Linked DNA regions of Homo sapiens: region 1 is linked to region 2. The links are chromatin contacts, found by Hi-C in ENCODE. All regions are on one chromosome and are shown on one strand. Each heading gives the region's core, a stretch centred on a gene start or an enhancer-like site at or near the end of the contact. The rest is flanking DNA. Distances are from core to core; before and after follow the strand shown. Region 1 holds the start of CIRSR (corepressor of RBPJ and splicing regulator). Region 2 holds the start of DYNC1I2 (dynein cytoplasmic 1 intermediate chain 2).

Region 1 (6,096 bases), core at 1,628-4,127, 2.7 Mb before region 2:
TCACAGTTTATTTCTGACTCATTTATTTTTCAAATGTAAACTCCTCAATTTTAACTTCTACAGTTTCTTCCAAATTGCTATGTATAGAAATAACTTTATGATATTTTTAAAAGGCATATTGCTAACAAAACATTTATTTCACCTACCTTAAGACGTTCTCCCAGGTTATCATGAACTACAGCAGGAAAATAAACCACCTCTTGTACTTCATCATAGAGTCTATCTGAATTTTTTCCAAAAATAATCCTGTTATCGACTGTTGCTGGAGGTAATGCCACGAAAGTGTCACAGGAAAAAGGTTCCATTTTTTTTAACTAAAAATTATACAGATGTTTTAAAATAAAAAGAACACTTTTAAGTATATAAAAATAAAGAGTTTTACTCAATGACCAAAGGATATTATTGCCATATCTAATTAAGGATGTTCATTAAAGCTTTGATTTTTTTATTTTTATTTTTTGGAGACAAGGTCTAGCTCTTTCACCCAGGCTGGAGTGCAGTTGTATGATCAGGGCTTACTGCAGCCTGGAACTCCTGGGCTCAGGAGATCCTCCCCCTTCTGCCTCCCAAAGCCCTGGGATTACAGGCATGAGTGACCGTGCTTGGCTGTTCATTAAAGTTTTAAATTTTGTATACTACAGCCTAAAAATCAGTAAGAATATGACTTGGGACTCAATCTGGTACTACAACTCAGTAAGAAAATGGCAATGAGAACTACCTTCTTCTACTGTATAGTTCACATTTATTCTCTAAGACCTTTCTCTCCTAAAGTCTTCCCTGAATTTCGTTTCACCATTTCCATATTTGGGAATCCGTGTACCTAGCTCTATTGTTGTAAAGGCTAGATTCCATTACATTCGTGTATATATAAATCCCTTTACTGGACAATGAGATCCTTGAGGGCTGGGAGTATGTCTTACTAATCTTTATATTCTCTTTGCTGGAACTTGTCTTATGGAAAAAAATCTTACGTGCCCAGTACTTCCTCAAAGGAAGGAAGAAGGGGTCTTATTTGAGCTGGGAAATAATACACATTATAATTCTGATGAGACTGAAATTTTGAAACAGACTCATTGATTCAGACAAAAATATGTCAATATAATTCCAAATTGCTGATATTTCTAGGAGAAAGTTCACATATTTAATTTATAAATCGCAATTATATACTTTAATATCTAGATTACCTCTTCAGTTGTAACTTGGAAAATCTTAGATCTTCACTTATAATAGAACACCTAAAGGTCCTTATTTTGCTGCCAGAACAGACACATTGTTTTACAGAGTTTCCTTCTTTCCTTTAATAATGGCAAAACCTTAAAATGGCTTTACACAGGCAGATGCTAGCAACTTAAAAACAAAATTTAAATATAATAAATGTTTCCTTAAAAAGAAAAGAAAATGACTAAATAAAAACTTCAGACTGAAACTCTTAAGGGTTTTCCTCTTCTCCTCAGTGACGAGAAGTCTGATGTCTTGATGGCTTCTGTTATTTTCTTTCTGTATTTCAACTCTTATGTCCTGGATCTCCTTCTATTTGTGTTTTATAGTTAGTTCTATCACTATATAACTTTGGCAGACTATTTAATCTCTCTCTTACCTATGCCTTCTGCCTCATCAGAAAAATAAGACACTATTTGATGGGCTGTTATGAGAACTTAATAAGGCAACACGTAAAGTGTTTTGCACAGTGCATAGAACATAGTAGATACTCACATGAAAGCTGTTATTGTTATTATTTGGTAGGAGAGAAAATTTCTCATAAAGGCTTATTCGTTTTTTGTTTTTTTTTTTTGATGGAGTTTAACTCTTGTTGCCCGGGCTGGAGTGCAATGGAGCAGTCTTGGCTCACTGCAACCTCCGCCTCCCGCGTTCAAGTGATTCTCCTGCCTCAACCTCCCGAGTAGCTGGGATTACAGGCGCGTGCCACCACACCCGGCTAATTTTTCGTGTTTTTAGTAGAGACGGGGTTTCACCATGTTGGCCAGGCTGGTCTTGAACTCCTGACCTCAGGTGATCCACCCACCTTGGCCTCCCAAAGTGCTGGGATTACAGGCGTGAGCTACCGCGCCCGGCCAAGGTTTATTCTTAACATTACCCTGATAGAGAACTTGGTTGGTGGATCACCTGCTGCAGTAGCAGCCACGTCCACTCAAAAACCTGGAGTCCCAAGGGCCATCAAGCTGCAATAGTAACCTGAGCTGCCTAACTGGGGTCGTAGGGAAAGCTAAGGAAACTTGCCCCCTGGTTAGAATTGCACCTAGCCCACTGAGGAGGTGAAGCCTTGAGAGATTTTACCAACTCCTAACGCGTATTCGTCATTCAATAAGTATTTATTGAACGTCTTTCGGCGCCAGTACCGTACAGCTGGGTACAAAATAGACAGGGCCTCCGTTCTTGCAGAGCTGTCTGTCATTCTATTTCACGCGCTCTTAGTTCAGCCGGCGCTTTCAGAAACATCATATTGTTGGATTCTCGCAAGCATACTACGGTTAGGGCCGGAATTATTATCTTCATAACATAGATGAGAAAAACAGTGCAGAAAAGCTTTTGCAGCTCGAGTCAGAGTCCACAGAAAGTAATGGGCTCGAGCTTCAAGCACCTTTGGTCGAAGGGCCGCCGCGGTCCACCCCGCACCCCGGCCCTGGGCGCTCAAACCGCAGCCGGTGCAGCTGGGCTCCGGAGCCCCTCGGTCAAGCAGTGCCGCGCCACAGTTGGGTCTTCCGGGTTTCTGTCTCAACTATGCACGCCCCTCCCCCGTGCGCGCCCCTCACCTGGCCTCCCAGCTACCCGAAGTGACAGGTGGACGGAGGGAGGAGTGGCCAGTGGAGGCATCAGTTGCCGGAAGCTGTCACCTTTGATCTCGGAAGTTCCCCCTTGCTGCTGGAAACGCAGTTCCGGTTAGGCGGCTGAGTTTGTTTACGTTGCTAACAGATCTAGCCCCTGCTTTCCCTAGTTCCAGTTCCAAGATGGGGAAATCCTTCGCCAACTTCATGTGCAAGAAAGACTTTCATCCTGCCTCCAAATCCAATATCAAAAAAGTGAGTAAACAGACCCGGGGAGGGATTAGGCCCACAGGGACCGCCTTCCCAGAGGCTGCTGGAAGTGAAAGTGATGGTGTCTCTGAGATCCCTAGGACAGCCTCCGCTTCTCTAGGCCTAAAGCCCTGGTGGTCTCGCCTTTCTCTGCTGAGCAGCTCGCTGACGCAGCGGGTCCTCAGCGTTTATTCTGCAACAGCGAGGAGACCGGTGGCCTAGAGAATCTTTGTCGGCCAGAATGCAAATCCATAATATGCGAAGACTAATGTCAAAATTCCTCAGTACTTCCTTCAGCTGATTCTGGTTTTTTGTCTTTTCGGATCCCAGGGATCACGGCTTCTGAACTCTACTTTTCTGTACAAAGAAGCCTCCCCGTTTACTTAAGATAGATCTTTAAAAAAATTACCTAATAATCTAGTGTCTTTTTGATGACTAAACTCGTTGAAGTTTAGTGTTTTACATAATTACAGGTCTACCAGTTGTAATACTTTGGTGAATATCATAGTAATGAAAAGCAAAAGAGTGAAGTAGAAAGAATCAGCTTTGGAGTCAAACCTGGATTCTAGTTATTCGAGCAGTCACTTTTAGCCTTAAGACCTTGCACAAAATATTTGTAATATCTGACCCTCAGTCTTCTAATCTGTAAATTAAGGATGATTGACTTAATTGTGAGGATTAAGTGAAATAGTGAAGATAAAGGATTTGAAACAACGTAGGCATCTATCACTGTGTCCACTACAGAGAGGAGGTGCTCAATAAAATGTTGATTGCCCCTACATAGAAACTTGTGAAAATAACTAAGCTTTTATTTGTTTTTAGAACGAGTTGAGGTGATGAGATACTGCTATATACTCTCACTTCTAGACCAGTGATTCTCAACTTTTTTTTCACTGTTACCTTCCTAAGGAGTCTTATTAAACATTTTTTCTTAATAACTCCCCCATGAAATTTTAATAACACAGATACACCTTGAAAGCTCTTTGGTAATCATCCAGCCCCATCTCCTCATTTTATAAATGAGGAAACAAATTTGCCAAGAGTTACACAGCTAGTTAAATGTTGTACCAGAACTAGGATCTGGAACACCTGATTAACCCAGTGATTTTTTTTCCACTGCACCAGTTTGTGTTTGTGTGGTTGCAACTGTGGGAGGGAGAGGTTTCTTGTATTTGGTTGGCTCAATAACTTTTGACACCAAACACAGACATTTCCTTTCTCTGCATACTTAGGGGGTCAGCTGTTACTATTTTTACAAGAATGAAGAGATTAGATGGAATTCAGGTGCTTGCTTATTTGCTGTTTATATTTAGAGACAAATATACCTGAGAAATCATAATTTTTTACTGGAACTTTTGACATTTCGCTTTATAAATTTCAATGTATCAGCTTTCTTACAAGAAAAAAGAAATCCACAGAGAATAACTTTTGCAAGTCCGCTATGAGAAATTCAGTAAAGCAGTTATAGGCTTAGAACCTACATTCTTCTCATCTGTGTAAAGTGTTATGTAAAATGTACCAAATATTGTTGGCCTCTTTGATCTGTTTTATACTTTTCCCAGGATAGAGGAGAAGAATGAAATGTTTTTGATTAGCAGACCTTTCTAGATAGTTAACACTTTATGGGGAGAGGGGGTGACCTCTAGCATTCTTTATTAACTAAGGATAAAGGAACTATATTAAATGAAGATAAATAGAAAAATTTATTAGGGTAGGAGGAAACTTTTGGAGGTGATGGATATGTTTATAGTGTAGATTGTGATGATGGTTTCACAGGGATATACTTGTCACCAAACTCAGGTTGTATACATTAAATATGTACAGCTTTTTATATGTCATACTCCAGTAAAGTTTTTTTTTTTTTTTAATAGAAGTGGAAGAAACAAAGGAGTTTGATCAAAGAGTGCAAAAGAGTTCCACCATGAAAATTTTAAGGGCCAGGTATGGTGGCTCATACCTATAATTCCAGCACTTTGAGAGGCCAGGAATTCAAGACCAGCATAGGCAACAAAGTGAGACCCCATCTATATTTAAAAAGAAAGAAAGAAAATTCTAATTGTAAAATTAGGCATGTTGGGTTTATTAAAGTCCAGTAGGTTCTTTTTTTCCTTGTTTGTTTTCAGTTTCCCAAGCTTATAAAAAGTCCAGTAGGTTTTAAGGTCTCATTTGTTCACCAAAAATAAGAGTGAATGCTGTATATCTGCTGGTCACTCTGTTGTGTATTGTTATGCGCTGCCTCAATCATTTATGTCACAGGATACACTGTTTTGTTCAGCTGTTCTTTTTTTTTCTTGATTTTGTTAATGAAGGAAGCAGTTAATTTACATTGTGGTCCAAGCTCTTTAGTCTTCTTGTGGACTGGCAAACAGTTCATAAACTGGCTATTGACAATTGCATCACTGTAAACTCCCTTTTTTGTGAAACTCTCTGTTCCCTTAGCTGTAATAACTACTCTCTTCTAGTTTTCCAGCTCTCTTATTAGACTGTTCTTTTCCCATCAACTTCACTGGATCTTTATTCTTAGCCTGCTCCTAAAATATAAGTGTTCCCCAGAGTTTCATCCTTGGCCCACTTCTTGCTTACTTAGTATGCTTGCCCCAAGCAATCACATCCAACTAGCCTGTTTTAACTAGCCTGTTTACTCATGACTCAAATCTGCAGTCCCAGTTTTCTCTTCTTAACTTTGATGTGGCTCAAGACAGCTATCTACTAGACATTTGCATCTTGATGTCCTATAGGCACCTCAAACTCAACATATCTGATATAAAAGTTTTTTACCCCAAATCAGCCCTTTTTATACTTGCTATCTCATATGGGTAGAAATATAGATAGTAAAACAGTCCCTCATCCTGTTGCCCAAACCAGAAGCTCAGGATTCATCCCTTTTCCCATCACTCCTTTATCTAGTCAATCACTGAATGCTATTGGTCTTACCTTCCAAATATCTCTTGAATCCATCTTTCCTTTCTGTCACTGCTGCTTGTGTCTTAATTCAGACCCTCATCATCTTTCACCTATATTGTTGCATTTCCTAAGTGGTTCTACTGCCTCCAATCTTGAGTCC
Region 2 (6,271 bases), core at 2,603-5,102:
ATAAAAGTATATTTCAATGCATGAACAAGTAAAATGTCTCCAGCTCAGGGCCAATGTACATTTGCTGTATATAATGTGATGCATATTTTTGATACAAAAAATCAAAAGAAGTACCTGGTCCACCTTTATGGTACCATCAAACCTACTACTCAGTAAAAATATTTCAATGACTAACTCATAAGAGATAAGAACAAATCCCTTAGTCAATTAAATCATCTATTACATATATTTTATTTGCCATTAATATTATCCATTCTGACAAATTAGCAATTCAGACTAGCAAAATATTCAGATAAATTCAAAGTCCAAACTAAGTTATGATATATATACACCATATTTATGAGTTATTATAATATAGACATCTTGACTGAGTGTGGTGGCTCGTGCCTGTAATCCCAACACTTCGGGAAGCCTAGGCAGGAGGACTGTTTGAGTTCAGGAGTTCGAGACCAGCCTGGGTAACATGGCAAAACCTCGTCTCTACAAAAAAATACAAAAATTAGCCTAGCATAGTGACATGTGCCTGTAGGCCCAGCTACTCCAGAGGCTGAAGTGGAAGGATCACCTGAGTCAGGGGAGGTTGAGGCTGCAGTGAGTTGTGCTCAAACCACTGCACTCCAGTCCGAGTGACACAGTGAGACCCAGTCTCAAAAAAAAAAAAAAAAACCCAAAACAAAAAAAAATACAGATGCGCCTTACTTTATAATAAATATATTCCTAGGAGACTAAATTGTAAATTGAACTTTAATAAATCAAATTTTAGAAATGCATCAATCTATACGAAATTGTTTTTAAAAATCATATTTTATCAGTTTTGTCATTTTCACATATCTTGCTTCTTTAAAGTAAGATTCACTTACAGTGTTATGTCTGCAGTCAGAACTGCTAGATTTTTAACTATCCTGAAATTATTAGGTTTGTGCAAAAGCAATCATAATTTTTGCCATTACTTTTAACCACGATTACTTTTGCACCAACCTATATGTAAATATATAAATATGTGAAATAAAACCCAATTACTTTATGTTGTTTATTTAAGCAAAAAAATCAAACATACTTCTTTTTTTTTCCTTTCTTCTTCTTTTCTCTTCTTTTCCTCTCTGATTTGGGCCAGTCGCTGCTTCTTACGTTCCAACTCAGCCTTTAATTCACTTTTGTCTGACATGTTTGTGACCTTAGAAACATATAATCATTATGTTAGTAAAAGCAGCACAGTTGAAAAAACTAGTGTTCCAAGAAGAGAACTGTCCCGAAAGGCCATATAGTTCAATGCTATCTCAAAAAAGCACAAAAACCTTACTTTTAAAATAATGGGGCTGGGCAGTAGCTTACTTTGGGAGGCTAAAGTGGGAGAACTGCTTCAGGCCATGAGTTTGAGACCAGCCTGGGCAACAAAGCAAGACCCCATCTCTACAAAAAAAAAAAAAAAAAAAAAAAAGGCAAGAAAAATAAAAAATTAGGCGGCATGGTGGCATGTGCCTGTAGTCCCAACTACTTGGAAGGATTGCTGGAGCCCAGGAAGTCAAGGCTGCAGTGAGCCGTGATCATGCCACTGCACTCCAGCTTGGGCAACAGAGCGTCTCTAAAAAATAAACTTTTAAAAGATAAAATAAAGGAAGCATATATATTATTACTAAGACTTAAAAAATGTATAAACAAATATATATAATAAATATTACCTAGAGCTGAGCATAGTAGCTAGCCCATAGTAAGCACTTTAATGTTCGCATACACAAACTGAACACAATGTCTCAAAGTTTTTGATGACAATATATTAGGTACCCAAGATAAAGGTCAAAACTGGCTCTTAAAACAGAGGACATGGTTTGGCATTTAGAAGCTCTTAAGCTATATGACACAGATCAAAACTATTACCAATTCTATTGCATTCATAGAAACTTGATAAAAAACAATAGGTCAAACTGAACTTTCCTGTAAGTTCTAAAAGTGCTGTAGTAATACTAAAGCAAAACGCAGGAGTTACCATCATTAGCTATCAAATCATATGACTGTATTTCTCCACAATAACACCTTACGTATACCTCTGATGGCACTTTTAGTACAATTATTTGTGGACATACCTGAAATGTTCCCTATTAGATTGTAATGTACTTGAAATCAGGGACTGTTTTTTAGTTATTTTTGTTGCCTTCACAACATCCAGCAGAATGACCTTAACATTACAATTGACACTGGCTAATGAATAATGGATACGGTAGACACAATTACAATCTGAGCTTCAAAAACCAATTGCATAAACACTACTTCAGCTTGAGTTTTAGGAAGAAATAATGAATTAGGATTTTTTTTTTTTAAGTAGCCTAGCAGCTGAGCATAAGGCAGGAGCCAGGAACTCCTTACCTTCTCCACATGATTGACTTATTGCCTAATGATCAATCTCTTTCAATGTCTCTGTACAAGTGAAGTATTAAATGCTTTAGATCAAGAAAACTAGGAGAATAACCTCTGGAAAACTGTATTTCCAGAGGTTAGGGGAAATCTCTTAAAAAGCACAATTGTTAAATCTGAACAAAGGTAAGTCAGTCAAGAGGAGAAATTCACCTACTAAGAAGTGGATAAAGGAAATTTCAGCTACTAAACTCCATTAAGACTGGCAAGCGAATTGATAATTTTCAAGCATACGAAAAGGATGAAAAGTTGACATAGCAGACCTGAAATATATACACAATATCTTCCAAGATTTGTTTGAACAAACTAAAAGCAAGAGACCGTGTTTCTTATTCCACTCTTTCTACACCTCTAAACAGCTCCATACAAACGGCTGGTGAAGAGAACTTCCATACGTAACTGTATGCTACGCTAGGCACATTATATTTTGTTCAACGTCAACTGTAAAACAGATATACCAACACTAATTGATATTAAAATAAGCGCATTTTTAAAGCCCAACAACAAAGTCTTGACCAGCTGAACTACAGCTGACCAATCCTCTCATCCTCACAGAAGCCAGAGCCTTCCTCCATGACCGACATGTTCACGTTCTTAAAACTCAAGAGAAGAGAGTCTCTAGAGTTTTGTGCTAGAACCTCCGTGTTCGGGGGCTTTCCATCACACATAAGGTGAGGGGAGACACTATCAAGGCAAGTAGAGATGGCCTTAATTTGTAAAATGGGGCAAGGCGAAAACGAATCACTTTCTCCCCTGGGGTCACGGCCAAGAGGGCGCGGTCCACGGCAGGGCGTCCGGAAGAAGCCAGTGGGCGCCGGACAAGCCTCAAGGCTCCCCAGGCCGCCTCTGGAGGGTCGAGAAGGGAAAGGAGTGGACTCCTCTCGCCGGGCCGCAATGAGTCACCGCACCCAGGTCTCCCCGCCTTTCCTCCCCAAAGCTGGGCCGGGCGGGGATGTCAGCAGGAACTGCCAAGCCGCCCTTCGAGTTGCGACGTGGAACACAGGCAGGGAGGCCTTGAGGGAAGAACAGTCAACCCACCTGTCAGGTGACTGGATGGGGAAGAGTCCTCCCGCCTGCAACTTCCCGGTAACGTCCCTCGCCTAAGCCCCCAACACCAACTGTAGCCACCACCAGCTCCGCGGCTTTCCAAAGCACACAAAGAGGGATGGGCGGCGGCTGCTACGGCGAGAGCTTAGGGACAAATAGCCTCACCAGAACGAGGTCGCTCCCAGAAATAAAAGGTGGGGCCCTGCTGCGAGGAATTGTAGCCCCTCCGTGACTTACCTGTCGTAAAGCAGAAGCCGGTAGATAAAACAAAGAACCCAGTCAACCCAGGGGCCTTAAGTATTTCCGCTTTGCCAAAAACTGGAAAACTACGCCTAATATTCTCAGGCCAGGAATCCAACTTCCGCCCTCGCCTTACAAACTGACACGATCGAGAAGAACTACAAACCCCGGCAACAAGGAAAACCTGCGTGCGACGAGCAGTGCGTTCTGGGAATTGTGGTCGCTGGGCGTCGCAAGGTGTGCTGGGACATGTAGTGTGTCCCCTCCTTTAGATTTCCCACTCCAAGGCCTTCTTCCGTCGAGAAGCTTCTGTATAAAGTATTCTCGTCTGTTGATCCGTGCCCACAGTGTAGTATGTGTTATAGTGTAAGATCTTTGACCCAATATTGGCGGAATTTTAAGGTCTATTTTCCAGTGGTGAACCTGTGAATCACGCTGCTGCACATTTGGTGAAGACGTGAAGTAGACTGTTTAGGATGTAAAACATTATATATATATATGTACATACATATGTAAGTTTTAGGGAAAGAATGTCTTATATAGGCTTCATGTGGCATCTTAGGCAAAATCTAAATAAAAATATGTCAACTGACATAGCAAATAATTCTTTAGTATTTTGTTGCAGTGTGGTAGCATTTTGGTTTTCTCTCAAACAATTTTAGGAAATAAAGCATTTTGTATTATTGGACTCTCAAACCAAGCTAGAATGTTTTCCACAGTTAGATTTTTAACATACAAAGAAAACAAAAGTTACTGGAACATGAATTTACCTGCAATGTATACATTGACACACCTTTTTAAAGTTTAAATAATTTAAAGCATTATTTGGCAGGAGTTAAAGCTAACACCAAGGTAATATCTTTTCTATGTTCTAGAAAACTGATTGTTCTAGAAGTTCTAGATATTGCCCAAGTCTAGAATGAACCTTTATGATTCAAATTCCAAGTCCTTGGGCTTGTGGTCTTTTTCTTATCTTTCTCTGCCTTATCTGTGGTCTTTTGTGTAGAAAAAAATATTCTAAAAATAAATTTGAGAAAGAAAATCCTTGGCTTTCCACAGCTTTTCCCAATAACCTAACATTCAAAGAGCTTTATAGCTATGTTATTTTTTTACTTCTTTCCTAATAGTTTTCATGTATTAATTTGAAAAAAAATTATTATTGATTGCCTACCATGTGCCAGCAATGGTGATGGGTGTTGTGGTAACAGCTAAAATGGACCAGGCGCAGTGGCTCACACCTGTAATCCCAGCACTTTGGGAGGCCGAGGCAGGCAGATCACCTGAGCTCAGGACTTAGAGACCAGCCTGGGCAACATGGTGAAACCCCGTCTCTACAAAAAATAGAAAAATTAGCAGGGTGTGTGGCATGCGCCTGTAGTCCTAGCTAGTCACGAGGCTGAGGCAGGAGGATGGCTTGCGCCCAGGAGGCGGAGGTTATAGTGAGCTGAGATTACACAATTGCATTCCAGCCTGGGAGACAGAGCAAGACCCTGCCTCAAAAAAAAAAAAAAGAAAAAGAAACAAAAAAAACAAAAAACATAAAAATGCACAAAAATGCACATCCTTCTTCTCAAGGGAGAAAGGACACTCGCTCAACTAAGAATGGATGGTTCCTGACTGATGGTTTAACTTATGATTTTTTTCTCATTACAATGGGCTTATTAGAGTAAAATGCATTTTCAACATATATTTTTGACTTAAAATGGGTTTATCAGGACATAACTCAAGGAGCATCTGTATAATGATGGAATTATATAAGGAAGTCATAGAAACACCTGGAAAAACTTTTCAGGAAACTTTTGGAAGGAGGTGATTCTAGAGCTAAGTCTTTGATTCTCAAAGGTTGAGTAGAAGAAGTTAGCCAAGCAGAGAAGATGCAGAAAGGTGCCTTGGGAAGAGAAAAGAATATGGACAAAGGACAGAGGTGTGAGAGCATAGAATGCTGGTGAATTTGGAAATAATTCACAATGGCCGTAGGCTAAGACAGGAACTGGGGAATGAAGCCATAAGCAGGGGCAAAGTCGCACATCCCAGTTTAGATTTAGTCCTACAGATGATGTGAATCCACTGGTAGATTTTAAGAGGGTGCAAGGTATGAGAAGGTTTGCATTTTAGATGACTGGCCTTTCAAAGTAGTCCGGAGAAAGACTAATGTGCTGGTTATTTTCTTTGCCCCCCAGATTCATTTCCTGCCCTTCTTTGCTAAGCTCTATGCCTCTGAGGGTTGACCTCAGTTTCTTTAAGGACTGCTTTGTGGTTGGACATAAAGAAGGCCAAGGCAAGGATATCAGAAGGTGGGTAGAAAGGGAAATTGGGGCATCTCTTCCTTGCTCCTTCCTTCTTTGAGTGTCAGATGTCCAGCAATAGCTTCATTCCTTCATGACTACAGTACCTGCCAGATGGCTCTTTCACCATGGCTCTAGTTTTCCCCGGGCTGTCTGGTGATTTTATGTTCTCCTTTTATCTCTTGAACACCTCCTCTGTAGCTAGTCTCTGAGTGCCTCATCATCTCGTTTGTTCCCTTAATACCCGCTCACCCCTCTGTAACTTGTCCTTTCATTAAAGTATTTTCATG

What was found. Hi-C counts contacts between places; a loop is a spot of excess contacts on that map. Pooled maps may share reads with other maps.
Region 1: a loop to region 2 is called in a pooled map, with 11 times the contacts of the local background. The contact joins the promoter of CIRSR here to the promoter of DYNC1I2 in region 2. A Hi-C loop is called at or near these places in 6 of 50 pooled maps.

The regions. Positions count from the first base shown.
Region 1 is chr2:174,392,493-174,398,588 of GRCh38, reverse strand. It overlaps CIRSR (corepressor of RBPJ and splicing regulator), which reads left to right and starts at 2,877. Exons shown (of 10, transcript NM_004882.4): 1 at 2,877-3,038. The coding sequence starts at 2,967. It overlaps SCRN3 (secernin 3), which reads right to left and starts at 2,859. Exons shown (of 8, transcript NM_024583.5): 1 at 2,772-2,859; 2 at 147-314. The coding sequence starts at 305. RefSeq lists enhancers at 1,931-2,431, 2,929-2,978.
Region 2 is chr2:171,685,050-171,691,320 of GRCh38, reverse strand. It overlaps DYNC1I2 (dynein cytoplasmic 1 intermediate chain 2), which reads right to left and starts at 3,852. Exons shown (of 18, transcript NM_001378.3): 1 at 3,694-3,852; 2 at 1,058-1,174. The coding sequence starts at 1,165. RefSeq lists an enhancer at 3,682-3,851.